Regions from separate parts of the Mus musculus genome. Here all the other regions are linked to region 2. A link is a contact called in ENCODE POLR2A ChIA-PET data. All regions are on one chromosome and are shown on one strand. Each heading gives the region's core, a stretch centred on a gene start or an enhancer-like site at or near the end of the contact. The rest is flanking DNA. Distances are from core to core; before and after follow the strand shown.

Region 1 (6,620 bases), core at 768-3,267, 140 kb before region 2:
TTCAGCTCGGAGAGGAATGGGACTTCCATAACCAGGTATGAGACACACTGAGTCACTACAAAGTCAGAGGTGGCCCTGTTCCTTTGGAGAGGTCCTTTTTTTTTTCCGAGACAGGGTTTCTCTGTATAGCCCTGGCTGTCCTGGAACTCATTTTGTAGACCAGGCTGGCCTTGAACTCAGAAATCCGCCTGCCCCTGCCTCCCGAGTGCTGGGATTAAAGGTGTGCGCCACCACGCTTGGCTTGAAAAGGTCATTTTTAACTTCCCAAATCCCAAGACACTGGCTTGAGGAACAGACAGACACGAAACTTTCCTCTAGGAGCTGGGGAATAGAACCACAGCAGGACCTGGGTCCTTCTTGGCCAGCCTGAGACTGCATACGTAGGAGAGGTCTACCTACTCCAGGAGATGTGGAGGGGCAGATCCGGATCGCTCCCTGGTTTCTAGAGTATTTCCAGAGCCTTGGGCTACTCACCTTGGGGGATCTCCCCATTGCCTTGGCAGGTAGGACAAGTCACAAAGCTGGAACTAGCAGCCTTTTCATAAGGCATACAGGAGTGTGCTGGCTTGCTGCTACCAGTGCTGAAGTAGTTGGCAGCCTGGCTGGCCATGGCTGGGTTATCAGGTAGGATAGGCTTGTCCTCATCCTTCCGAGAGGTGAGCTGGGAGACTGCCTTACCCATAGTCCAGCGGAATTTTTCACTAATGAGAAATAAAACAAGGTTCAGAGCTATTAACCTGTTAGCACTGATGTGAGGTTTTAAGTTTTTAAGATTGCCAAGAAGCCCTACCATTATCTAAGAAGCTTTTGCTTAGGGAAGAACAGTTTGGGAGGTGCCTTGGAACTCTTTTTTTTTTTTTTTTAAGTAAGAGTTCAATTCAGAGGAAATCAAAGAAAAGCAGAAGTTATTTCACTTTAAGGGATTTCTGCAAGTGAATGTAGAATTTTTTTTTTTAAACCAGGAAAAGCTGAGCTGTCCTTTATTTTAAAGACAGGGAAGCTGGGTAGGACTAGGAGCGGGAAGCACAGCTTCCTATTATGGAAGGGTCCTTTTGTCTTTTCTAATCAAGTGATTACTCTGTAGAAATCCCAGAGCAGATAGGCCTGAAATCTGATTGGGAGTGTAGAAGGCAGGCTTCTTTCTATTCGGGAGTTTGGCTGGAAAAGCAGGGCTTAAGGGGTCAGAGTTGCGCACGCCTTTGATTCCAGCACTCGGGAGGCAGAGGCAGGCGGATTTCTGAGTTCGAGGCCAGCTTGGTCTACAGAGTGAGTTCCAGGACAGCCAGGGCTATACAGAGAAACCCTGTCTCGAAAAAACCAAAAAAAAAAAAAAAAAAAAAAAAAGAGCTGTGGCTAAGAAACCCTGTGAAACTGGACTGGGAGGGAGCCTTGATCCATTCATTGCTTTCTGAGACTTCGGAGTCTGTTCTTCCTAAGGCAAGGTCAAGGCCAAATCTGAACTTTGCCCCCAATCCCTGAGTAGTGGCTTGAATGACGCAGTAACTCCTTAGGATACTCACATCTTCCTGGGCTAAAATAAAGACCCTTACTCACCTGGTTTAGGTCTGGGATTCCAGGCTCTGCTCAGCTCCAAGATTGGGTTTTCTGGAATGCTCCTTTGGGGAGAAGGGCCTCTAGGGTAGGGTGGAGTTGAACAGCTCAATTCAGCGGAGACCAGAGAGAGTCAATGTGTTGAAAGTGGGGAGCAGGGACTCTTGTCTACCGGGAGGGTCAAGTCCTCTCTACTAGGGGATTCTGCTATGGTAGGCAAGGAAGGAAAAGGTAGGATTTCATCGAGGAAGGATTTTAAATCCCACCTCACTGGCCGTTAGTCAAATTTGGGCAACAACGTGTTGGGCGCTGAGTAAGCCCAAACGTCTCTGAATTCTTGCTTTGAAAAGGGTAAAGAGATGGGGTCCCAGGGACGCCTTACCAGGTGACAACGCCCTCAGCAAAATCGAAACTGCGGGAGCTGCACATTTAACACAAGCTCGGAGTCCAAGCCGGGCTCGGCCCCGCCCCTCGCTCCCGCCCCGCCCTCTCCTCCTGAGAGGCCACTGGAAGACACTTCCGGCTCTGCGAGTCTCACAGGACAAATGTTGCTATCGCCAGGACCAAACTAGTTCAGGTACGAGTTTCAAATAACACGTATTCACAATTCTTTTAAGTTGCTACGTGCAAGTACAACGGAACGAAAAACTGGACCTAGATGGACAGGTCCCTCCAAATATACCCAATTTCTCACATCATGGGGCTCTGCCTCTACCCCAAACCCCAGGAAAACATTTTAAACAATAAACAGCTTGGTTGGCTTGCAGTTTGAATTGTGGTTTATTTAGAAGCATTCAAGAGTTAGATTGTAAATAAACATATTATGAGTAATTAAGATCGCCATTTATTATAAATACCAACTAAGTTAAATAATACTATTTTAACTATCCCCTTTGAGCTGGAGTTCAGATACCTTTTCTCAAACATGAATAAAATCTTTAGTGTTGTGTTGCCTTTTCTTTCACCATCTGGACCCAAAGCTTCCCTTTATAAACTAAATGAGACCTAGAACTCTTGACAGAGCCTTCTTCCCATCTATTCTAATGGTAAACTAACCTTTCTGTGGGTTAGCCCCAAAGCATTACTTCCTGTTCTCGGCTTTCTAGGGCTGGATACCTCACAAGGGGATTCCACACATTCGGAAAGTCAGCAGCAGTTCTGTGTCCTTTCACCCACACCCGACCTTACTGAGATGAGTATTTGCACATGCTTGTCCTTCCAATCCACTGTGACAGTCAGTAAAAGGACGACTACTAACTTTCCCTTTCTGTAACAGGTGCCCCCCCCATAGGATTAGCAAAATATTTCACACTACCCAGGATTCTCCTTAAATAAAATTTATGCAAAATTACTTTGACAGACACTGCTCAGTGGGTGCTGTGGGTTAACCCGAATGCCTCCTGTCCTTCCAGGTTCCTGCTAGGCCTTCTGAAAGCAAAGTGTTCCTCATTTCTAAGTCTTTGAGGAACATGACTTTCTTGATCTGCTGTCTTTATGTAGCTATGAGGCTTGCGATTGGTTATAGAAACTAGGTGAATAATTCTTGGAAACATTCAAGGTTAATCTTTAAAAAACAAAAACCAAACTAATATTTAACAGCCCATTAAAAACATCCACATGAACCAAAGGAAAATACTCAATTTCAATACAAGCAGAAGGAAAAGCGATCTAAGGAAGTCCAAGTTACTCGCTTCCACGGACTACAGCGGCGAGAGTTCTGTCCAGCTGAGTTGAAAACTGTCTTCCTACCATTCATCCCATTTCTACAGTGAAAATTTAAGTTCTGGCCTTTGATTTGCTCCAAAAAATACTGTAACAGGTACTGTTTTGACAATTCAGAGACATAGATTCATCAGATTAAAAAGCAAGCAAGGGCTTCCACCCACACTCAATGACAGCAGAGAGACCACCTCTGAGCGGCAGGCAGTTATTTAATACAAGGTCAGTCCTCAATAGCGGTGGCTGTACCAGTCGTTGTTATTCACTTGAAGGAGCTCTGTCACAACCTGCAGGATATTGTAATTGTGTTTTCTCAGCAGCCTTAGGTTCAGCTGCCTGTCGCAGAATCCCATTTCAAAGAGATGGGCCATCAGGGCTGTGGTCTGATCTTCAGAAACGATGGGCTGTGCAGAGACAAGGAGACATTTTTCTATATAATTTGCTTCTTTGCAAATCTGTATTACACTGTCATCCTAGTGTTTCCTCCTTATTCAAAGTGTTGGGTGATCAGATGCAAGGGCACAACTTTCCTGTTTCCCTAACAAGTCAATGGGGTTGACAGTGCTGCTGACTATGTGTGTGCGTAACTGAAGGAGAGGGTGACAGAGGATGCTTCAGAGGACTTTCTGAAAGCAGCGCGCTCAGGCACAGTGGCTCACACCTGCGATTCCTGCTTGGAGGAAGAACATAGGTTTGGCTACAGAATGAGCCCTTGTATCCAAAACCCCAAACAAACAAAACCACCCATTCTTCAGCCAAGTAATAATTGAAGAGCAAGATGACGAGAAGCCTCGAAGACTTTAACATAAAATAGTGGTAATGAGCAAATATGAGCAAGAGAGACTTCCTGAGGATGGCTTGAGACAGAACCTCACCAGATAGCAAGTAAGATGGGCGTAGACTTGTGAAATTATATTTTGGGCAGTCTTTTTGACTTTTTACTCTCAAAACAGAAGTGATCTCATTAAGAGGAAGCTAACACCCGTTTACAGGAACAACCCCCCCCCCCCCCCCAACTCACAGAGATCTATCTGCCTCCCAAGTGCTGAGATTAAAGGATGGTACCATCACGTCTGGCACATTTTTTTCTCTTTACCATTACTACCTCAGAAATCTTTCCTCTCATTTGTACTGATAACATGTTTCACTGCTAGGCTTGCCAACCTTAAGTCTCTTTTATAAACACCACCTTCTGCCTAGTGTAGACATGTAGACTAATATTTACCTTCCTTCCCCCACGTAGCTAGCAAGGCATACTTGAATTGTCAAATTCCTCACCATTAGGTCACAGCTCTCTGCAGCATTTAGCACTGTCTACTGATCCCTTATAAACCTCCCCAAGTTGCAGCAGTGGCCCTGTTTCTTCTAAGTTCTGTTTTAGTAGAATCCTGTTGCTTTGATACTTAAAAGGCTGCTTCTGCCTTTTATTTTTCCTGGATAATCTTATCCAATCACACAGCTCCTGCTAGAACCTGTATGTAAATGACTCTCAAACTTCAGCCTCAGGTCAAATCCATCCTCTGTAATGGAGGTGTACACAGCCAACTGCATGCTGCATGACTTTACTTTTAACCTGGATAAGTTGTAAATTCAACATTAAGAAAACTGGCAAGTAATAAACTTGTTTTACTTGGGGGTGTATTTATTATGCTTTTTTTTTTTTTTTTAGTTTTGAGACAGGGTTTCTCTGTGTAGCCCTGGCTGTCCTGGAACTCACTCTGTAGACCAGGCTGGCCTCAAACTCAGAAATCCACCTGCCTCTGCCTCCCAAGTGCTGGGATTAAAGGCTTGCGCCGCCACGCCCAGTTTATTATGCATTTTACTGTATGTTTGTGTGTGGGGTGCTCATGTGAATGCCAGAGGACAACTTGTGAGAGTCAGTTCTCTCCTTCCCGGGATCGGAACTCCGGGTGTCACGGCTTGGCAGCAAGCACCTTTATTCACTGAGATGCGTGATACTGAGTACCTAGGCTAAAGCCTGAGCTTTATCCTTGCACTCCTTTGCTAATCACTTAAATCACCGGCAGGTCCTCACGCGCCTATCTCTTTCCTGTTAATGGAGGTGTAGAGCCTTTAGTCCCAGCTCTCAGAAGCAGATGAATTTGTAAGTTTAAGGCTAGCCTGCTCTACAGTGACAGCCAGAGATATGTAGAGACTCTGTTCCAAAAGCAAACAAACAAACCCATAACAACACAACAACCCTCCCCTTCTATGTCTTAGAATAAAACCCCCGCACTTAGAGTTGGTCTTTTCTCCTCTTCAGATCAATCCATCATCCGCTCACTCACAACTCTTCCAGCTACACTACTCTATCTCCAAAGGAGAAGACAAGACCTGTAACTGAACCTAGGGTGCTAAGCAAGAGTTCTACTGTTACTAAACTACATTTGTACCTTTTTATGGTTTTATATTCTCAAATTTTATTTTGAAAAAAGGTTTTACTATGTAGCCCAGGCTGGCCTTGAACTTGCAATTTTTCTGCTTCCTGAGTAGCTGGGAATATAGGTGAGCGCTATCATATCCAGCATTACTTTTCTGGGGTACACTTGCTTTGTGCTTCAGATACTAACTCCCAAGAGCCTCAGTCCCAGTAGGTGGAGATGCACTAGCACAGTGTCCTATCCTGTCCTGGAAATGTATATACTTTGCCAATTCCCTACAGTTGTTTGACAGGAATGTGTGTCTTATTATCCCGTAGTATGTCCACTACGTTGTTGTAGAACAGCAACTTTGTACATGCAGTCTTCAACAAATCTTAGGTTCTTTTCCTGTTTTTCCCAGAGTAGCTTAATTAATTAAAATGATAGGAAATGGCGGGCAGGCTGTGTGTTCATTAAAGAGACTGTCTACACATAGTCCTTGCCATGTTAATTGCCAATCCAGACAGAAGGACTGCCATTTGCACTGGTGACTTGGGGGCTGAAGTTAAGGAAAAGAAACCACACACTGACCTGTGCAGTGACTGGTGGCCCAGAAAACAGGGCCTTGTACGCAGAGGCAGCAACAGACAAAGCCCCCTTCACCAGTCCTCCAGCAATGCTGCTCCCATTGTGGTGCCTACAGAGGAAAACCAAATTATCTCCCCTAATAAAACATGACCTTACAAGATAATGTGGGTGATAATCTCGAAAGAAAAATAAGGTATCCTTAAAAGAAAAAAAAAATCAGATGTAAAAAGAGAGAATGAAATGTTTTCATAGCTACAGATCTTGGTTTGCTGCAGGGCTCTGGCTCGGCTGGCAGAAGACCTGAGTACTGCAGGAAACGCACACCCTAGTTACTACGCCAGTTTTCCATCCCAGCTGAAAATTAATGTGGTCATGGGCACACCTGGATATCAGCCATCTGTC
Region 2 (7,018 bases), core at 4,156-6,655:
TTGTTGGTTTTATTGTTTCCGAGACAGGGGTTTTATCTGTGTAGCCTTGGCTGTCCTGTAACCATGCTGTCTTGTAGACCAGGCTGGCCTGGAACTCCGAAACTCGCCTGCCTCTGCCTCCCAAGTGCTGGGATTAATGGCGTTGAGCCACCACTGTCTGGCGCAGTCAGTGCTTTTATCCACTGAGCCATCTCACCAGCCCAACTAAAAAGCCCTTTTATTTATTTATTTATTTATTTTTTATTTATTTTTTTTTTTTTAAGATTTATTTATTATTTATTATATGTAAGTACACTGTAGCTGTCTTCAGACACACCAGAAGAGGGCATCAGATCTCATTAAGGATGGTTGTGAGCCACCATGTGGTTGCTGGGATTTGAACTCTGGACCTTTGGAAGAGCAGTCGGGTGCTCTTACCCACTGAGCCATCTCACCAGCCCCCTTTTATTTATATGAGCACTCAGTAGCCGTCCTCAGAAACACACCAGAGTTGTGAATCAGATTCTAATTACAGATAGTTGTGAGCCACCATGTGGTTGCTGGGATTTGAACTCAGAGCCTCTGAAAGAAGTCAGTGCTTTTTTTTTTTTTTTTTTTCGAGACAGGGTTTCTCTGTATAGGCCTGGCTGCCCTGAAACTCACTTTGTAGACCAGGCTGGCCTCGGACTCAGAAATCCGCCTGCCTCTGCCTCCCGAGTGCTGGGATTAAAGACGTGCGCCACCTTGCCTGGCTAAGTGCAGAGTTCTGAACTGTTGAACCACCAGTGTCTCCAGCCTCAGGATTTCTTTTTTTTTTTTAAAGATTTATTTATTATTATTTGTAAGTACACTGTAGCTGTCTTCAGACACACCAGAAGAGGGAGTCAGATCTTGTTACGGATGGTTGTGAGCCACCATGTGGTTGCTGGGATTTCAACTCTGGACCTTCGTAAGAGCAGTCGGGTGCTCTTACCCACTGAGCCATCTCACCAGCCCCCAGGATTTCTCTTAATGAATCTTTCACTGAGTCATTTAGCACTGACAAGACAGAAAGTACCCTGGACAAAACTCCTTAACCCTGCACTAGCCAGCACCTGAAGTTGTTCCCTTATGCTTCAGAGATGGTGCCACAATGCAACACTGGCTGGCCTCAGCCTCAGAGATCCACCTGCCTGCCTGAGTACCATCCACATACTTGTATTTTCTGAATGTGTCCATGTGGTAAGGGGTGGGAGTGGCTTCACAGCAAGGTTTCACTATCACCCTGGCTGTCTGAAACCTATCATATAGACTGGCTCTGTCTACCAACTGCAGTAGACCAGGCTGGTTGCAAACTCCCTGCTTCTGAGGACACTTGTGTTTCTCATTGAAAATGCCAGGAACATAAACGCAAGAAACTCAAGAACGAAGACCAAAGTGTGGACACTGTGCCTTCTTAGAATTGGGAACAAAACACCCATGGAAGGAGTTACAGAGACACAGTTTGGAGCTGTGACGAAAGGATAGACCATCTAGAGACTGCCATATCCAGGGATCCATCCCATAATCAGCTTCCAAACGCTGACACCATTGCATACACTAGCAAGATTTTGCTGAAAGGACCCAGATATAGCTGTCTCTTGTGAGACTATGCCGGGGCCTAGCAAACACAGAAGTGGATGCTCACAGTCAGCTACTGGATGGATCACAGGGCCCCCAATGGAGGAGCTAGAGAAAGTATCCAAGGAGCTAAAGGGAACTGCAACCCTATAGGTGGAACAACATTATGAACTAACCAGTACCCCGGAGCTCTTGATTCTAGCTGCATATGTATCAAAAGATGGCCTAGTCGGCCATCACTGGAAAGAGAGGCCCATTGGACTTGCAAACTTTATATGCCCCAGAATAGGGGAATGCCAGGGCCAAAAAGTGGGGGTCGGTGGGAGGGTATGGGGGACTTTTGGGATAGCATTGGAAATGTAAATGAGGAAAATACCTAATTAAAAAAAAATGCCAGGAACAGCTAGCTCATGGGCAAATGTTCACTTTCCTCTAGGAGGCCGTCAAGCCATCAGATGGTTACCAAGCCCAGGTTCACAACAGCACACCTGTTTTATTTCCCCAGTCTCTTCCCACACAAATGCAATAGGCAGACACTTGTATTTTTTTTTTTTTAATTTTTAATGACCAAAACAAAAATATACCTAAAAGCGAAGCTTCTGGAAAAACCATTTGTTCTTCCCTGTCTTGTATCTAGAAAGGAAAAAAATAAACAAATGACACACAGGAAAAAGTAAACAGGAAAACAAATTCTTTGACAGGAAGCAGTAACTGTATTCAAGGAACACGGGACCCACTTACCGCTCCTCAAACTTGACCTTGGCCTCCCGCCTGGCCTTGCGCTTCAAAGCTGGGTCCCTGAACACATCCTTGTTGACAACAGTCTTGTCCAAGGGGATATCCACAGAGTACCTGGGTTAACAGTGCAGAGGCAAGATCAGCTAGGGATACCAGGAAGGCAATTAATTCCTTGACCATCTGGTGTGGTCAGGTTACAACCCTCAGCAGCATAGCCAGGAATGTCTATGGAAGCCATGCTACACCTTCATGCAATTCCCTGGAAATTCTCATTTTGTCCTCAAATTTCTGAAACTCCTTTTAAGAGGTAAGATTCACCACACCAGACCTTCCCTTCAATGCAATATCTGGCTGTCTCTCCAGCTAGGTTTTCCTTAGCCAGGTATGGCACACACTTGTAGCACCCCAGGGGCTGAGCTGAGACCTCAGACTAGCCTGAGCTGAGTGAACTTGCATGACCCTAAGAGTCAGACAGCCCCAGCAACAAATCTTGACGACACATGCTGTCGGGTCCCAAGAAATGTAGCTTAGGACCCCTCAATTCTCACAGTCTCTTCAAGGGTAATAAAGAGACTGTTCGAAAGACCTGTCACCGTACTGCTCTGGCTGGAAGATCCACCTGCTGCAGCCTGTTAAATGCTAGGATCCTAACTGTGCATTACCACAGAGATTGGGGTGGGGTGGGTGTACAGTAGTCAACTGTCAGCACCTAGGATTTCTTAGCATTTAATGCTGCCTCCATACACACAGGCAAAACATCTACATACATAAAACACCACCATCAAAACACCAAAACCACCCAAAGAAAAACAATTTAACTGGGTGGTGGTGCCAAATCCCTTTAATCCCAGCACTCAACAGAGGCAGGTGGAAGCTAGCCTTGAACTTATGTGGGAAAAAACAAATCCTAACTATGTGTTTCCGTACACACGAGTACAGGTTCCCTCTGGAGACCAGAAAAGGGTGTCTGATCTGGAGATGGAGTATAGCAGCTTGGAACCTTTTAACATCATCAGGTTCTGGAAATTAAACTCAGCAGCTCCACAAAAGTAAGTATCCTAATGACTAAGCTTTCTTTCTATCCTGGTTCAAAACAAAACTGCACAGAGCCCTCTCCTTCCACCCTTATTCGGGTTCCAGGGATTGAACTCCGGTCACCAACACCAGGCCCTAAGCTGTCTCACAGCCCAAAGAAAACCATCTCGTACAAAGGTGAGGGAAGGCAGACCAGACCCTGTCCTGCGTACCCTAGAAGACAAATCCAGCAACCTGCACTTAATAAGGGCAAGCTGGAGAACAGAAAACGAAAGGGACCTGAGACAGGATGCTCACACCTGAAACCCAGAACACAGGATTCCGAATGTGAGGATAGCCTTGTGCTAAAAGACAAACAAAAACGGATGCAGAAAGATTAATGAACTACAGACTCTATCAAGTCTACTCCCCTCCCCTAACAGCGCTGTGGTCAAACCCAGGGTCTTGTATCTGCTGGGTTACAGTTATACAAGCTTAGCATTCTCAAGATGGAGGGAAGACGATCCCAGGGGCGGGAGAGGAAAGAGCAAGGGAATATGATGGCCCTTTCTTGTTCCACAGCAACCACAAGGCTGCCTCTTCCTCAGAGGAGGATGTGAACTTGCAATTCCATTTCTGGAAGGCTCACCTTGTGGGCATGAGGTGGTTGTAGTTATAAACTTTCACAAAGGACTTGATCTTGGATCGCTTGGCGATCTTCTTCTTGCCCATGGCAGCTGTCACTTTCCGGGGATAGCGGTCAATTCCAGCCACCAGGGCATGGCTGTAAGGGCGGTCCGAGGTGCCATCGTCAATGTTCTAGACGAGAAAAGGGAAAAAGAAAAGTCACGTTACTGCTTCGGCCCCATCTTAGTAAAACTATGTTTACTGAATACACCCTCCACATCTCTAGATTACTCCTTTAATGCTAAGAGTCAACAGGACAGTAACTCTGAGTTAGCCAGTGTTGACTCCTGTCACAAGGAGATTTAGAAGTCCATCAAGGCTAACACTCAAAGTGACCCCTAACACCTTCCCCCATGAAGCTAGTTAAGGTTAAAGCCCAGACTGCAAAGCGGGCAGCCTAACTAACCGGTTCTAGCTAAATGACAGGAGCAGGAAGCTGGAGAGGCCAGTGGTCTTGTGGCTAGGACCACAAGGGTTTATAAAACTGGTAAGAGGCAAGTAGCAAAACGCTCAAACACACCCAGGGGATGCTCTCTAAGTGTAAGTAGTGTCTCCCATCCTACATCCTCTCAGCTGCCTGCAGCACCCATTACTTTGACCTTAAGTAACTTAACACCTCGAAACCTTAGTGCCGGAAATTAAGTTACTGCAAGAACTATACACCACAGCTGTAATATGTACAATACACAGTGGCCACCATTACTACCCATTATGCATTCGCCAGTGCCTATTGTTAGGACAGATCTTAAATTCCCATCCGGCTCATCTTATCCAGCAGCCGAAATCCGCACATGCAAGCAGTCTCAAGAGCCCCGGGGGTCTGGTACCTTCACGATGACGGCTTTGCGTCCGGAGTAGCGTCCGGCCAGGACCAGCACCACTTTCCCGGGTTTCATGAACTTGCCCATCTCTGCAGAGACAAAGACAAGGAAGGAGCCGCTCACAAGTGTGTAAAGCGGAAGGCCCCGGAGCCGACGTCTACCTGCGAGCCCCGGTCGTAGGCCCGCGACTTTAGATCACCCGCTGCCGACTCCGCCACGCGGCCCGGAGGTCCTGCTCGAGGGATGCGACTCCCCGTGAAGCCGCCAGAGGCTCAGAGTCCGAATGAGCCCAGCAACCCGACCCCGGGACCGCGATGGCGGCGGATTGCAAGACCCTCTCCAGGCCTTTACTCACCGACAGCAGGCAGCCGGCACCCAGCAGAAAGGAAAGGAGGGCACTTCCGCTAACCTTTCACCTTACGGAGAGGTGGCTTCACTTCCTGTCCCGCCTCCCAGGCCCAGCCATGCCCCACGGTTGGTGGTCAAAGTTGTTGGCGGAAGGAGCTCGTCAGGGAGGGTCGGGCACTGCGTTTTTGAACCAAGCTTTATTAGCAGCACGAGCAGCAGACAGGAACAGAGCGTTCCGGTTCCGGCGTGTGGAGGGAGGAGCGAGGATGACACCTGAATGTGAGCTCTGTTCTGTCCCCTTCATTGCTGTAGTCCCCTACTCTGCCACTAGGAGGAGGACAGAGTCTGAAATTCACAGTTTTGCTTTGTAAGACCGGGCTTTGCGGGGGTGTGTGTGTGGGGGGGTGTGGGTGTGTGTGTGTGTGTCAGTGGTGGGCGGGGGTGTGTTTGTGTGTGTGTGTGCTGCATAAACCTGTAATCCCATCGTTTGAGGGGCTGAGACAAGAGTTCCAGTTCTAGTCCAACGTAGGTTACATAGACTCTGTCTTCCATAGGTAAATAAATTACAATTTATTTTAATTTAAATAATTTAAAATTATTATCCATAAGAAACAAAATGACAGCCGGGCGTGGTGGCGCACGCCTTTAATCCCAGCACTTGGGAGGCAGAGGCAGGCGGATTTCTGAGTTCGAGGCCAGCCAGGTCTACAAAGTGAGTTCCAGGACAGCCAGGGCTATAAAGAGAAACCCTGTCTCGAAAAACCAAAAAAAAAAAAAAAAAAAAAAAAAGAAACAAAATGACCTCCTCGCGCACAGTTAGATGAAAAATGAAAAATGGAAAAGATCAGACAGTATCCTTATCTCCAACATTCAACCCGATGATGTCAGATATTGACTACAATAAGCATGTGGTACTCCTAGCTTTTAAAATATATTTTTAAATTAAAATATATATTATATATTTGTATATATATATATATATATATATATATATATATATATACACACATATATGTTGAGATTTAGATTTTGTTTTGTTTTGTTTGGTTTGGTTTTTTTTTTGAGACAGGGTTTCTTTGTGTAGCCCTGGCTGTCCTGGAACTCACTCTGTAGACCAGGCTGGCCTCGATAGATTTATTTTTATTTTTTTGTATGAGTATTTTGCTTTTTTGCCTGCATGTATGTATATGCACCAAGATGAGTGTCTATTCTCCAAGGAGGTCAGAGGAAAATGTTGGATGCCCTGGAACTGGTTTTACAGATGATTGTGAGTCACTGTGTGGGTGCTGGGAATTGAGCCTGGGTTCTCTGCAGATCTTCTGCAAGAGCAGAAACTGCTCTAAGTACCATCATCTCTCCAGCCCCTATTTATTATTACTTCAATATTTTTCAGTTCATTTTTTTTTTTTTTAAAGATTTATTTATTATTTTATGTAAGTACACTGTAGCTGTCTTCAGACACACCAGAAGAGGGAGTCAGATCTTGTTACAGATGGTTGTGAGCCACCATGTGGTTGCTGGGATTTGAACTCTGGACCTTCGGAAGAGCAGTCGGGTGCTCTTACCCACTGAGCCATCTCACCAGCCCCCTTTTCAGTTCATTTTAAAGGACTTATTTTCAGTTATGTGTATGTTGATATGTGGGTATGTGTGAGAATATGATGCCCACATAGGCCACAGACATTGGATCTCCTGGAGCTGGAGTTACAGGCTGTGGTGAACCATTTGATGTGGGTACTAGGAAGAGAACTGGGCTTCTCTGGAAGAGCAGTAGTGCTCTCCACTTCTAAGCCACTTTGCTGGCACTAATTTCTGAGACAAAGTCTTACTCT
Region 3 (7,036 bases), core at 991-3,490, 190 kb before region 2:
AAGAACTGTTTAGCACGCATGAAAATTTAAATTCAACCCCAGGACAGGATAAGCAGGGCATGGGGACACTCTCCTGCTGTCCCAGCAGTCAGGTAGAGAGGCAGGAAGATCAGAAGTTCAAGATCATCTTTCTCTGATCACAGCCAGTACAAGGCTAACCTGTGCTTAAAATAGTACCTGAATAGCTGAGCAATGAAATGATCTATCTTTACTTTCTATGCCAATCTGGCTACCTCTCCACCCACTTCCATGATACTTGCATATTATTATTGATCTGGCTCTTGAGACCCCTTCATAACTCCAATTCCCTCATCCACTTATTCTCACTTCCCAATAGTACCTTGAATTGTTTTTTTTGTTTTTTGTTTTATTTTTGGTTTTTCGAGACAAGGTTTCTCTGTATAGCCCTGGCTGTCCTGGAACTCACTTTGTAGACCTGGCTGGCCTCGAACTCAGAAATCCACCTGTCTCTGCCTCCCAAGTGCTGGGATTAAAGGCGTGCGTGTGCCACCACTGCCCTGGGAGTGCAAGTCTGGAGGCCAGAAGAGAGTGTGGGATCCCTTGGAACTGCAGTTACTAGAACTGATTGTGAGCCATCCTGTGCGTGCTAGAAATCAAACTTGTGCTCTTAATGACTGAGCCATCTCTCTAGCCCTGTAATCTGTGATTGTTAACATATCCTTCATCACTCTATCAGAACCTAAAGTTTATTAAATGATCTGTTTCAAGAGCACGGGAGACTCACCACTTTGTAATCTTCCCAGTTCCACATACAGTATCTAAATGGCTGAGATGTGGCCATAGGTTAGAAACATACCAATCAAATTCCTTAAAGAATGACTGGCAAGCAAATCACCTCAGGACCTGGAAGTGGGTGATCTAAGATAGAAAAAGGTCTTGCATCATGTATGGACGTAGAGAAAATTCACTTGGGGTCACTACTAACTGCAGTTCTCAGATTTAATCAAGGTTCAAGGGAGAAGAAAAGAAAAGCAATATGGGGGCTGGTGAGATGGCTCAGTGGGTAAGAGCACCCGACTGCTCTTCCGAAGGTCCAGAGTTCAAATCCCAGCAACCACATGGTGGCTCACAACCATCTGTAACAAGATCTGACGCCCTCTTCTGGAGTGTCTGAAGACAGCTACAGTGTACTTACATATAATAAATAAATCTTAAAAAAAAAAAAAAAAAGCAATATGGATAAGAATAAGAAGCTGGGTCAGCAGCAGGTTGATACATCAAAAGTGGCCAATCAGAAATTGAAAGGACAGGTGGTGGAATTGAGAAACATGGTGAGATGTGCTGAGGCTCTGGGGGAACGGGTTCTATGTTAATATGGAATGAAGGCTACAATGTACTAAAGGATGCTTTCCCCACCTCTGGAACCTGAAGGAAGTTCTATTTTACAGTGATGACAATAAAGCATCCATTATATTAAAACTGGCAGTTGGTCAAACACATTTTAAGTCCAAATAAAATAGAAAATGTTTATAAATAATGTAAATAATAAATGTAAATGTAACATACGACATGGGATTTTCATTGGAACTCTTGGGTTTGACCACAATTACTCTCATGATGAACCTTTTATCACCTAACCATCACCTAGGATACCTGAGGCCAGAGGATCAGTGAAAACGCATCTGGAAGCACCGGGTGAATCAGGGCACCACAGAGTCTCTAGCTACTCACTGCAGAACTCGGAACGTTATCCTGAAGCCTGCATTTGCACACACCTTCACTGGTGATGTCTGAAAAAGGGGTTTCCCATCGCAAGCCTTCTGGGCTCTCTGTGCGTCCCGCGAGGAGTAAAACTTGATGATGGCGTAGAAACCAGGACGAGCCACTGCAGCGTTCGGGAAGACTCGGACTGAATACAGAAGGCCAAACTGAGAGAACACTGTGAACAGAGAATGCTGTGGGAGGCCCACCAGTGAGTGCTGACCCCCTACCTCACTTCAAGCCCAGATCCCGCCCTTCTCCGCTGGAAGCACTCCCTTCACTGGGGCTTCATCTAAGGAGGAGACAAGCCCTCGCTGGCTCCCCGTTCCTCTGCGCCCACGCGGGGCCCACGCCTCCTGTCCCCCCACTCCCTTCCCCTGCCCTCTCCGCGCAGCCCCTCACACTTAAGGCTTCGGCTGGGGGCCCAGTGCTCAGATCCCACACCAACAAAACTTTGTCGCTCTGGGTGGGAACTACGAAAGAGATCAACTCCGCCATGGTAAAGCCAGTGCGCCTGCGCAAGCTACTACCGCGAAATTTAAACCCTCACAAGTAAAGGGCGGAGCTTAACGATTTCCTTAAAACTTCCCACAAAGCACATATTTAAAATGTTTCCACCCCACATTAGCTCCAGTGCTACACTCTTTTTTCTTTTTTTTTTTCCTAAGATTTATTTATTTATGTGGTTGCTGGGACCTGAACACAGGGCCTTTGGAAAAGCAGTCGGTACTCTTAACCACTAAGCCATCTCTCCAGCTCTGGCGCAAACGAGAACTCAGTTATCGTGTACACAACCCAATCAGGATACAAACTAACGAAAGTTAAGAAGAAGAAAACACAGACATATTTAAAAAGCTGGACTGCCCTACAATCACCATGCTCTGACTTTAAAACCAACTTTACTCCCCAGAGGGGGTGCACCGTTCCTGGAGGTACTGCAATACCAGGTCGATGCGTGGAGTGGACGGAGCAAGCTCCTATTCCAACTCCTACTTCCAAAAATCCATTTAATATATTGTCCTCGGATAGAGGACGTATCAGATATTAAACTGATAAGAACAGATACTACACTTGATCTTAGCCAAAAGGCCGAGAAGCGATACCGAACTACGCCCACACGCCCCATACACTCAACACCGACCACACCTTTAATTCACAGTCACCAACCAACCGACTCAAACATGCAGCCAACACAGACTCTCCTCTTCATTGAGTACACCACCTTTACGCCACGAAAAGCCTGTAAGATTCAAGGAGGCCGAGAAGTTTTGGTTGCAGTTTTTTGTTTTTGCTCCCAGAGTTCCACAGAGCAGTTATTTGCATGCCCCGCCCAAGCGCGCCGAAAGCTCGAACCTGGACTGCTTTTTCCGCTTCTGCGCTGTAGAGCGCAACCGGGGCGCAGAGGGGACGTATTGACCTTTCCCTGCGATACAACCAGGTTCTTCTTCGCAGTCTTTCAGACCACACCCACAACAAAAGGTCCTTGAGGAAAAGGGGCCTTTCGATTTTCTGCTTAATTTATTAGTTTACAGGCGATTCCGCTAGGCTCCTCCCTAGGATCAAGCAACCAGCTTATGGTGCTTCTTCAGGTGTGGTGATAACGACTGCTTCACCACTCCAGCTCTCTCTGTTCCCACGTGTTCCTTGCGGTCTCTGGCCCCAGCCCCCATTCTCTCCTTCTCTGTCCCCTGCTTTCTCTGCCCTCGTGACTCTGTTCCCCTCTGTCTGCCTATCTGTTCATCTACCTCAACCCCTTCTCCAAGCCCTCCCTCCCCTCTCTTCCCCCAAATAACTCCCCACCAGATCTGTTGCTTGGCGTCATTTCTCAAGGGGGCACTTTGGCATGGGTCAGCCAGGAACTCCCTAATCATATTAAATTTCATATCATACATTATCTAAAAATATATCGCTATTCTGTTTTGAGGCAGGGTCATCACGTTCTATAGATTGGAAGAAGATCCAGGTTCGATTCCCAACACCCGATGGTGGCTCACAGTTATCTTTAACCTTCGTTCTAGAGGAGCCAGCAGGAACACCTGTGGCATACATATTTACATGACGTATGTGTGTGTGTGTGTGTGTGTGGACATTCATACATAAGTAAATGTAAGAAAAAAATCTAAAAGGCACAAGAAGTGAATAAAATTTACAAAGCTCAGGAAGAAGCCGGGCGTGGTGGCACACGCCTTTAATCCCAGCACTTGGGAGGCAGAGGCAGGCAGATTTCTGAGTTCGAGGCCAGCCTGGTCTACAACGTGAGTGCCAGGACAGCCAGGGCTACACAGAGAAACCCTGTCTCGAAAAACCAAACAAACAAACAAACAAAGCTCAGGAAGTAAAAGCTTCAGGAACCTTCAGGAGTCATAATGCCCTCCCCCCAACCCCCGCCGGGCGTGGTCCCGCATGCCTTTAATCCCAGCAAGCAGAGGCAGGCAGATTTCTGAGTTCGAGGCCAGCCTGGTCTACAAAGTGAGTTCCAGGACAGCCAGGGCTACACAGAGAAACCCTGTAAAAAAGAAAAACAAAAAACAAACAAAGCCGGGCGTGGTGGCACATGCCTTTAATCCCAGCACTTGGGAGGCAGAGGCAGGCGGATTTCTGAGTTCAAGGCCAGCCTGGTCTACAGAGTGAGTTCCAGGACAGCCAGGGCTATACAGAGAAACCCGGTCTCAAAAAACCAAAAAAAAAAAAAAAACCCACAAAAAACAAAAAAACAAACAAACAAAAAAACCAAAGCCCTTCCTTCAACCTTGTGTGAGCAGCAGTAACCATTACTCAGCAGAGGAGACTCTCCCAGTTAGCCCAGCTGCCTGTGAGTTCTTTCAGAGAGCTCCAGGAGTGCAGGTATCATGAAGCTGGACTTTCTGGCCGTACATCATGCTGTTATAAGTAACTACCTTGCTCCTGTACATAACCCCAATAAACTCACCTGTTCACCAAGTTAGACTAGGGGAAATCATTTCTTTAATGTATTGTCAATGCTTTTTCTGGGATGAAAGAGGGCTTTGTTCATGCCTCCCCCAGACAGTGTCATACACTACTTATGAGACAGGCTGACTCCATGACAGGCTTCAGATTGGCAGTCTAGGAAACTAGGCCTAAGAACTGGGCAGGTCCAGGTAAGTTAGTTACTAGAGAAAACCTCAGGCTTCAGGCAGCCACTTAGAAACTATCCTGCCATTAGAAGCTGCCCTGCCACCTGGCCTGAAGCAAGGACAATGGGTCAGCAAGTTTTCAGATCTCCCCAGTTGTAGCCTCCCTCAGCCTTGAAGCAGGCTGATCCAGACTTTGAGCTTGCTGCCACTAAGAAGGAGATTACCTAGGGTAGAGCCTTCTGACCTTGATGGCTCTATTTGCTCTTCTCCAAGACTCTGCTTCCTGCTGAAAGGTCCTTGAGACAGTCCAGAGACACACCCTGTAGATCACCTATGGGCTGGCTCTAGGCACCAAGAACAGGCTGGCGGGGGGGATGGGCCGTCTCCCTTATAAGCACACTCTCTTAATAAACTTGCGGGCCTTGATCAGAGAAATATTTGTCTTGGCTTCCTTATTTTTTCTTGCAGTCTAAGTCTCTTTCAGACCCAGCCTGCCTTCCAGAAATACTCGGTTCATGTAGGCCAATGGCTGGCCTCCTACTACAGATCCCAGTGTCGTGCCTACCTGGTCCGGCAAGGAAGACACAACATGGTCGGATTCTTCTCAACAGCCTTTATTGCAGGAATGTCTCGATGCTGCTACGGGGACCCCGGACACCCAGGGAGGATTGCTTATATACACCCCAACACTGGGGAGGGCTATGTGTCCTCCTGGGATTGGTCAGCCTGTCGACACTTCATTAGCATGCACCTGCTCGGGAGGGGTTGGCACAAAGTGGTGACTAGCACCGGCACAGTAAGGTTGTTTATGGCCACGGTGTACCGGAAACCGGCGCCATCTTTTAGGCGTCGGCTGCCTACATCCCCGTAACAGTTTCTAGTCCCCCACCCCCACACCGAGTAATGGAATGTCCCTGGAGATGGACTAAAATAAAGGTTGCCTATCCTCTAATTCCCTAATGTGCTTTAAAATCTGACTTGAGAGCTCACTTGGTTGTCTTATTTTGATAATAGGGAGACCCCAGCATGCTGGACTGAAAGAAAATAAAACTTGAGACCTGTGATTCATGTAATTTATGTCAAATAGCCCAAAGAGTTGTTTGTGAGCTTTGAAACCTGGGGCTGAGAACATAACAGAACTGGCCAGGACATGCCCGGGCAGGCCCATCATTAAGACATTCCTGAGGCTGCTTGGCCATAAAGATAATGACATGTCTGGACTGGCCCGGTGCCTCACTATCTCCCGCCCTTCTGACCTAAGTTAAATGTTATCTGCATGTACAGTCTGCTGATGTTTAAATGGACCAATCACGTGAAACCACGCCAATTCCTCCCTCAGCCCCAGCCCCTTTTCTATAAAAACCCCTAGCTTTCAAGCCTCATGGTCGAATCCACTGTCTCCTGAGTGAGATACGTTTCAACCTGGAGCTCCGCCATTAAATTACCTTGTGTATTTACATCAAGACGGTCTGTTCGTGATTCTTGGGTGCATGCCGAATCGGGAGTTGAGTGGGGGCTTCCCCATTAGGTTCTTTCAGGACTTCTGCAGAATAAAACACTCTTTGCATTGACATACTGTTTGAGTTTGGGGTGTCTTTGGTGAATCATGGAAACTTACACCACTCTTGTAAGTGCCGAACTATATTTACAACCAAGAAACCTAAAAGGGGTTGTGATCTGGGCACTAGATCCAGGACCTAAATGGGCCAGCCTCCCTGGAAAAAGTGTGGACAGCCTTTTTGGGGTGCCACTTGGCAGGAATCTGACATTGGAGCATGACAAAGTAAGTTCAGGGAGGGACCTGACTTGGGCCAAGGACAAGGAAGTAAAGAATCTGGTTTTATGGTAGAACAGAGAAGTAGGCTCAGATATCTTGATCATCCTTAGAAACAGCTATCACCAGGGTGATCATGGGGCTTTGTGTTTATTGTCTTGCTTGTTCCTTGACTATTGTCCTTTTAGTTACTTATTGTACTGCTTGCCCTAAATACTTGCATGTAATTAAAATGGTATTAAAAAGCTGACTGGGAAAATTAAATTTGCCTTCAGTCTCAAAATTGACTGGGGTCATGCTATCATGTTGTCTGTCTTTTTTTCTTTTTAATCCTTACTCCGGAGCTGGAGAACCTGTTGACTGATTGAGTGGGCTTGGTCAAGAAAGGGAGATGGGAAAGATGAAGAGGATGGGAGATTAGTTGGCCAGGCAAGACCTCACTGGA
Region 4 (6,819 bases), core at 4,238-6,737, 200 kb after region 2:
TCTGAAGGTCAAAGTCTGACTTATCTCTAACACCTCTCTCTCCTTTACCCCCTCATGACGGATGGTCCTATAGATTCCCTTCATTGATTTTAATCATAACTCCTACTTATAATTAGGTTTGCCTCCCCGCTCATCAGTTTGGCTAAGTCTTGATTTTCTCACTCCTGGATACCTTTGTCGATGTTGTTTGAGACAGGATCTCACTATGTCAACCTGGCTACACAGATCAGGGTGGCCTCAAACTCAGAGATCCACCTACCTCTGCCCCTGAGTGTTAGGGTCAAAAGTGTGAGCCACAAAGCCGGGCTTTACTCCTGGGGTCTACAATGACTTCCTAATCCACACTCATTCAATGTCTGCTCCAGGGGAATACTTTCCACCTAAGGCCTTGCCCTGGACCAACTCTGCAGTCACACTCTTCTGACTCCAGGACATGGCAATGTCTCTCTGAAAGTTTATATGTTGAAGGCTTGGGCCCCAGCTATGTTTGCTAGGGTTTGGGTGCTCAGATTCTGAGGAATCTAACTTTATCAAGAGGTAATTCATTAACGAATCCAGAGCCTAGTGGACTATGGGGAGTTAGAGACTGGTGGGAAGTAATAGGTTACCAGGGGCCTGCCCCTGTCCCTAGCCTTGTCCATAGCCTCTGCCAGGTTATGCTTTTCAGTTGCTATGAGGCTTCTGTTTGGACACATGCTCCCTGCCATGACGTTCTTGCCCCACTATGACCCCAGAAACAATGAAACCCAGTAGCTGTGCTCTGGAACATTAAGCAAAAAAATAAATAAATAAATAAAACTTTGCTCCTTTAAGTTGCTTCTGGCTAGTATTTACCTCAAGCTACAGAAAGGCTAATGGCACATTTCTGTGATCATCTCGGCCACACAGGATTCCCTCCCTCCCTCCTTTGCACGTGGGCTGTTTCCCTTGTATAACTGCCGTCATACATTCTGATTTGTTTTCTTTCTTTATTTTATTTTATTTTTTTCAAGACAGGGTTTCTCTGTATAGCTCTGGCTGTCCTGGAACTCACTTTGTAGACCAGGTTAGCCTCAAACTCAGAAATCTGTCTGCCTCTGCCTCCCAAGTGCTGGGATTAAAGGCATGCGCCACCACCACCCGGCCCATTCTGATTTCTTATTTGTTTCCTTTTAAAGATTTTATTATTTTATGTATATGAGTACATTGTAGCTGTCTTCAGACACACCAGAAGAGGGCATCTGATCCTATTACAGATGGTTGTGAGCCACCATGTTAGTGCTGGGATTTGAACTCAGGATCTCTGGAAGAGCAGTCAATGTTCTTAACCACTGAGCCAGCCTCTCTTATTTATTTGTATATGTCAAATTTCTCAGGGGATGAAAGCCATTGAGGGTAGAATCGAGCCCGAGTTGTTCTAACCTGCCTTTCCCAACACCCTGCTGTACACCGTCTTTTACACCAGCAGGTCCCTGGGGCATATTAATAAAACGAATAAGGACACATATACATTCATGGAAATAGAGCAAATAGTTATCTCAGCTGAAAATTTAAAATATGTTAACGTTGCTGAGCAGTGGTAGCGTTCATTTTTAATCCCAGCACTGGGAGGCAGACACAGATGGATCTCTGAATTTGAGGCCAGCCTGGTCGATAGAGTGAGTTCTGCGACAGCTGGAGAAACCATGTTTCAAATATATAGGCCGGGCGTGGTGGCGCACGCCTTTAATCCCAGCACTTGGGAGACAGAGGCAGGCAGATTTCTGAGTTTGAGGCCAGCCTGGTCTACAAAGTGAGTTCCAGGACAGCCAGGGCTATACAGAGAAACCCTGTCTCAAAAAACAACAACAACAACAACAACAACAACAAAAACCAAATCAAATATATATATATATATATATCCATCCATCCTTAGGTTACTGGTTGGTGGTGGCACATGCATGTAATCCCAGCCTTTGTGAGGCAGACACAGGGAGATCTCTGAGTTCCAGGACAGCCAGAGCTACACAGAGAAACCTTGTCTCAAAAAAAAAAAAAAGAAAAAAAAAAAAAAGAAAGAAAGAAAGAAAGAAAGAAAGAAAGAAAGAAAGAAAGAAAGAAAGAAAAATCAGGGCTGGTGAGATGGCTCAGTGGTTAAGAGCACCGACCGACTGCTCTTCCAGAGGTCCTGAGTTCAATTCCCAGCAACCACATGGTGGCTCACAACCATCTGTCATGGGATCTGCTGTGTCTGAAGACAGCTACAGTGTAATCATATGCATTAAATAAATTAATTAATAAATCCTTTAAAAACAATCAAAACCAAAGTCCTTCGGTGACAGATGTGGCCTGAGAGGAGTATATCTTTGACAACAAATAGGAAGGTCCCAAGCAACTCAGGCATATATCTACAAAACAGATAGGCATGTGTCAGGAGATAGACATTTTGGGAAACAGATATTTCAGCAGGGAGAACAGGAGCCTCTAAAGAGGCTAAGAGTGCTTGCAAAAGATAATTAGGTATTTTCACAGAAAGCAAAGTTGCTTTGCCTGTATTTGGGGGGACCCGGCAAGTGTAACCCAGGAAGGATTGGGTAGGAGAGATCCCCCGTGAGGGAAACTGATCTTCCCTGTCTGGGAAACCCTGTTCATACACAGAAATGGGCAGAGACGTAGATGTGTTAATAGAATATTGTATCCATATTTCTCAAGAAGCGTACAGAAGGGCCTGTCTAAGAACTAGGTTGTGACAGAGATAACATTTATGAACACACACACACACACACACACACGCACCCCACCCCACCCCACCCCACCCCGTGTTTCTCAGCCTGGTGCTTCTTCTAGTTTTTTGTTTGTTTGTTTGTTTGTTTTGAGACAGGGTTTCTCTGTGTCCTGGAACTCACTCTGTAGACCAGGCTGGCCTCAAACTCAGAAATCCGCCTGCCTCTGCCTCCCAAGTGCTGGGATTAAAGGCGTGCGCCACCACTCCCGGCTACTTCTTTTAGATTTTATACGTTGTCTTGTTGTTGATCTTAGCGGACACCAGGGGGCAGTGTGTGGCCATGATGGATCTCTTAGACAATGTGGGATAAAGGCCAGGAACCTACTAGAGGGGGAACAGTAGAATCCTGTAAAGGAATCTCCCCCCACCCCCCACCCGCCAGCCCCATTGCCTTCAGCCTCAAGCCTGAGATTCGTACGGATTAATTCCTGTTGGTAATCATATTTCTTCTTTCTAGCTCTAGAGTAAACCGAGGCACGAAGAAAGGCCAACACTGGGCTCCCGGGTAGCCTTTCTTCCTTGCAGGAGTTACTGTAGAGCTTTCTTGCCCCTCCTCCCACACCTTCCCAACTACAGGCCCCCAGCTGCTGTCCAGGCCGGAAGGGAGTCTCTTCCTGCTCATTTCCTGGAGCTGGGTTTGGATAGCTGCAGGAAAGGCCCCTCCCTGGGAGGAAAAAGTATAGGAACATGGCCTTCAAGTGGAGGCGGAGGGCAGGTGAACTGAACTGAACTGAACAGCAGGGCCATCTAGATTCTTCAAGCTCTGTTGCCCAGTAATGATGCCCTGTAGGACTATCATCCATACTGACCCCACTAGGAAGGCAATATTGTACAAAAACATAACTTTATTTTAAAGACTACAAACATTGTGTCGTGAGTCCCCTTTGCTGCCATTTCCACCAATCCACAGGTCTGTGGGAAGGATGAGAGTAAGTGGGTAGGGAGGGGAGGAGCGCCATTCCTGGTTCCAGCAGGGAAAAGGGGGGAAAAATGGCTGCTGAGAAATGGACCCTAGGCCTGGGCATCGCTGTCTTTACTCCTCCACACCACAAGAGTAACAAGGAACGGGATGAGGCAGATGGGGGCTATGATCATGGCCAGGAGCACATCCTCTGGGGGATCAGAGAAGGTGGGCTGCACCAGGGAGCAGTTCGCAAAGTGTATCAGGTGAGCCTCAAGGATGATGTTTTCTGCCAAGGGATTTGGGAAGCCCAGCCCAAACTTGTCTGCATTGTATTCCAAGCAGTTCTGCAGGTCGCTGTAATGCCTGGGAAGCAGTAGGGGGTTTGAGTGAGGGAATGGATGGGCACAGGGAGAAGGATGTTCCCGCCCACAAGGAACAGGTCCAACTCCTGGCCTGAGCCATCCATCCTTCAACACTGCCCCTACCTGCTAATCAAAGTCCAGTTGCACCAGTCCTTGACAGAGTCCATGCAACTCTTGTACTCATACCAGCAAGGTAGGACATGTGTTTCGTAGTCTTCCATCTTCCCTGTGGGGACATAGGCTTCACAAAGACCACACCCCTGACCTTCCCTCCAAGCCTTCCGATCCAGGTATTTCCAAAGTACAGTCCTCTGCCTTCAGAGAAGGGAATCCCCTTTGAAAAGTTCCCTAGCAGGACACTCGTGACTAAGAGGAGCATTCTCTCTCAGGACTCAGTGCCTCAGGGATCCTGTAATGGCAATCATGTGCATAGAATTTCCTTTCCTAGCCCTGAAAGCATATCCACACACACCCAGTCTTGCCCTTCTTACCCAACTGGGGCAAGACACTGGCCTGTGTGGTAGGGAGAAAGACCATAGGAACCCCAAGAGACACCAGAGAGGTTAGAGGGCATCAGTTGGTCCTCAGGTTGTCTTGTGAAAGGATTCCTCCCGTGTTGGGTTTATCCTTCCCTCTAGGTCACTCTCCCACAGACTTAGGCACTCACCTTTTGACACAAGGCTGTCCTCAGTGGGATGAGATTGATTCTGGGACTCCGGAAGAGATTGGTTCAGGGACTCCGGAGAGGCTGAGACAGCTGTATAAAGAAATGAAAGGAAAGGCCTGAATAGTGGTGGGGAGAGGTCTGAATAGTGGTGCCTGTTTACGGGTAGTGACCAAGGCCCTGGGAAGTCAGCACTGCTTTGGAACATAAAGAGGAATAATCTCCCCACCTCCCCCATGGGATTATCCTATTGAGGGAAGGGAGCGGCTGGTACCAGCTGCGTCCCAATCACATCCTGGTCCAAAGCCCCCTCCCTCTTTATCAGTCCTGAACCTCCTAAGACCTCTCCGTCCGGTCTGGGCAGGCACCCCAGCTTTTAAGTAGGAAGCAGCATTAAGTGGGAAGTAGCCGGCCTGCGCCAACCCAGAGATGTATTCAGGACCCATCTGCAGTTCAGAGGTGCTCCGCACGTCGATTGGTACTCGCAGGGTGGTCCCGTGCTGGCCTCGATGTCCCAGGCCCCTTCCCCTCCCGGACCTCCCACATCTCCCACCCGGGCCCGACACGGTGCTCACCGCCCAGCAGCAGCAGCAGCAGCAGCAACAGCGGAGGGAGGCACAACGCTGTCGGCCGCTGGGCGCGGGTCACACCAAGCCGAGATCCACCCGGGGCGCGCTCTACCCGGAGCGGGGCCATCACGCCTTGGGTGAGATGGCGAGGAGGGGCAGCGGAGCTGAGCTGGCCCGGGCGGGGGCGCCTATATCCCCGGCCCGAGCCGCAGGAAGCTGCGCCGCTTCCTCGGAGGGGCTGGCACGGCGGCGGCCACGTGGGGGGCGGGCTGCAGGGGGAGTCACTGCCGCACCCGCGCCTCGCTCGGCCCGGAGCGCCCTGGCCCACTCTCGCTTCCAGCTCGGGCTGCGGGGCTGGACAGCTCCCCCTGTACCCCGTGAACTGCGATCCACTTCCCTCCCTGGACTAGCTCAAGTCTCCCAGCATCAGCCGAAGGATTCCAGTCGTTCACTCCTTCTCGCACCGGAGGGGTGGGGACCAGCTGCCGTCCCAGACCTGGGGAAGAAGGAGGCAGTTGGGAGCTCCAAAGGCCTCCGATGCCTGGGTATCTGAGGCAGGGGAGTTTGGGGGAAGCGGCGTCAAGAGCTGCGCCCGCCCCACTTTCTTTTCCCAGGGAACACCCACTGATGTCTGCCAAAATCCGGAGAGGAGAGGGGCCTGGCTCTACTGAGAAAGGAAGAAGGTCTGAGAAGCAGGGTAGGGAGGAGTTAAAGTCTAAATAAACCCCCTTCAATGTAAATTCTGAGACCTTTACCCACAAACCTGATATTGGAGTGCAAAAAGTAAGTTGACTACATTTCCAGGAAAATGGCTACCCAGGTTGCTAGAGCGAAGGGAGATACTAGAACTTCCAATGTGCTTCTTAGTGTTTGAGGTGAGTTGTTGCTGTGGTGGTTGCTGTTGCTGCTGCTGCTGCTCCTGGAACCTCAGCCCCAAGGCAAGCAAGCATATTATCACCATCACCTATTTTATAGAGGAGGAGGCAGCTAAAGCTCAAGGAGAGACCCCAGGACTTGAACTGAAAAGTTCTGTTCCCAAATCTACCTTCCCCAGCTCTACAGCCTTGGAGTCTTATACGGTTGTCCGTTGTTTTCTCATGCACTATTAGGACCTTGCTCTCCTCCTGCTCTGGAGGAATCTCCTTTGTGGAAAGAGAAGCCGGTTTTCTTTTTTTCCTTTCCTGAGTGACTTGGCTAAGGTCACGTTTTACTGGGAAGCCCCAAAGGCTCAGTCTGGGCCCCCAGGGACCCTGCCAGCTATCACAACTCAGCTGTTGCTGTATATTGGGCCAGCCAGCCATTAGCCTGAATTAGCCCAGGGGCTTGTTTGGCCGCACTTTTCAACTCCAGGCACACAGCTGTCAGCGCAAAACTTTCCCAATTACTCCCAGACATTGACCCTTGAACTCAGCTGTTGCTGTTGTCCCAGTTTACTGATTCCTGTCCACCAAAGTTATCTTTTATGGTCCTCCCTTAAAAAAAAAAAAAAAAAAAAAAAAAGCATTGCAAGACTTCCAGCTGGCCACAGGCAGCTGGAATTAATTATAGGCAGCTATAAGGGGTAGGGGTAGCCCTTT

The links. ChIA-PET counts read pairs that join two places held with the same protein, here RNA polymerase II (POLR2A).
Region 1: POLR2A ChIA-PET joins it to region 2 with 15 read pairs in embryonic stem cell. The contact joins the promoter of Tmem106a here to the promoter of Rpl27 in region 2. POLR2A ChIA-PET finds 5 or more read pairs at or near these places in 4 of 5 experiments (Patski and embryonic stem cell).
Region 3: POLR2A ChIA-PET joins it to region 2 with 17 read pairs in embryonic stem cell. The contact joins the promoter of Rdm1 here to the promoter of Rpl27 in region 2. POLR2A ChIA-PET finds 5 or more read pairs at or near these places in 4 of 5 experiments (Patski and embryonic stem cell).
Region 4: POLR2A ChIA-PET joins it to region 2 with 10 read pairs in embryonic stem cell. The contact joins the promoter of Ramp2 here to the promoter of Rpl27 in region 2. POLR2A ChIA-PET finds 5 or more read pairs at or near these places in 3 of 5 experiments (Patski and embryonic stem cell).

What each region holds. Positions count from the first base shown.
Region 1 is chr11:101,577,639-101,584,258 of GRCm38, reverse strand. Tmem106a (transmembrane protein 106A) reads right to left here and starts at 2,017. Exons shown (of 9, transcript NM_144830.3): 1 at 1,934-2,017; 2 at 1,555-1,634; 3 at 475-701. The coding sequence starts at 682. Nbr1 (NBR1, autophagy cargo receptor) reads right to left here. Exons shown (of 24, transcript NM_008676.3): 23 at 6,222-6,327; 24 at 2,308-3,674. The coding sequence ends at 3,501.
Region 2 is chr11:101,440,632-101,447,649 of GRCm38, reverse strand. Rpl27 (ribosomal protein L27) reads right to left here and starts at 5,405. Exons shown (of 5, transcript NM_011289.3): 1 at 5,194-5,405; 2 at 4,845-4,927; 3 at 3,980-4,149; 4 at 2,320-2,430; 5 at 2,054-2,211. The coding sequence starts at 4,925. The coding sequence ends at 2,163.
Region 3 is chr11:101,623,153-101,630,188 of GRCm38, reverse strand. It overlaps Rdm1 (RAD52 motif 1), which reads right to left and starts at 2,240. Exons shown (of 7, transcript NM_025654.2): 1 at 2,125-2,240; 2 at 1,737-1,916. The coding sequence starts at 2,220. It overlaps LOC115487916 (a small nuclear RNA gene), which reads right to left and starts at 2,823; the gene lies at 2,633-2,823.
Region 4 is chr11:101,245,002-101,251,820 of GRCm38, reverse strand. It overlaps Ramp2 (receptor (calcitonin) activity modifying protein 2), which reads right to left and starts at 5,487. Exons shown (of 4, transcript NM_019444.2): 1 at 5,249-5,487; 2 at 4,677-4,766; 3 at 4,133-4,235; 4 at 3,571-4,010. The coding sequence starts at 5,369. The coding sequence ends at 3,755.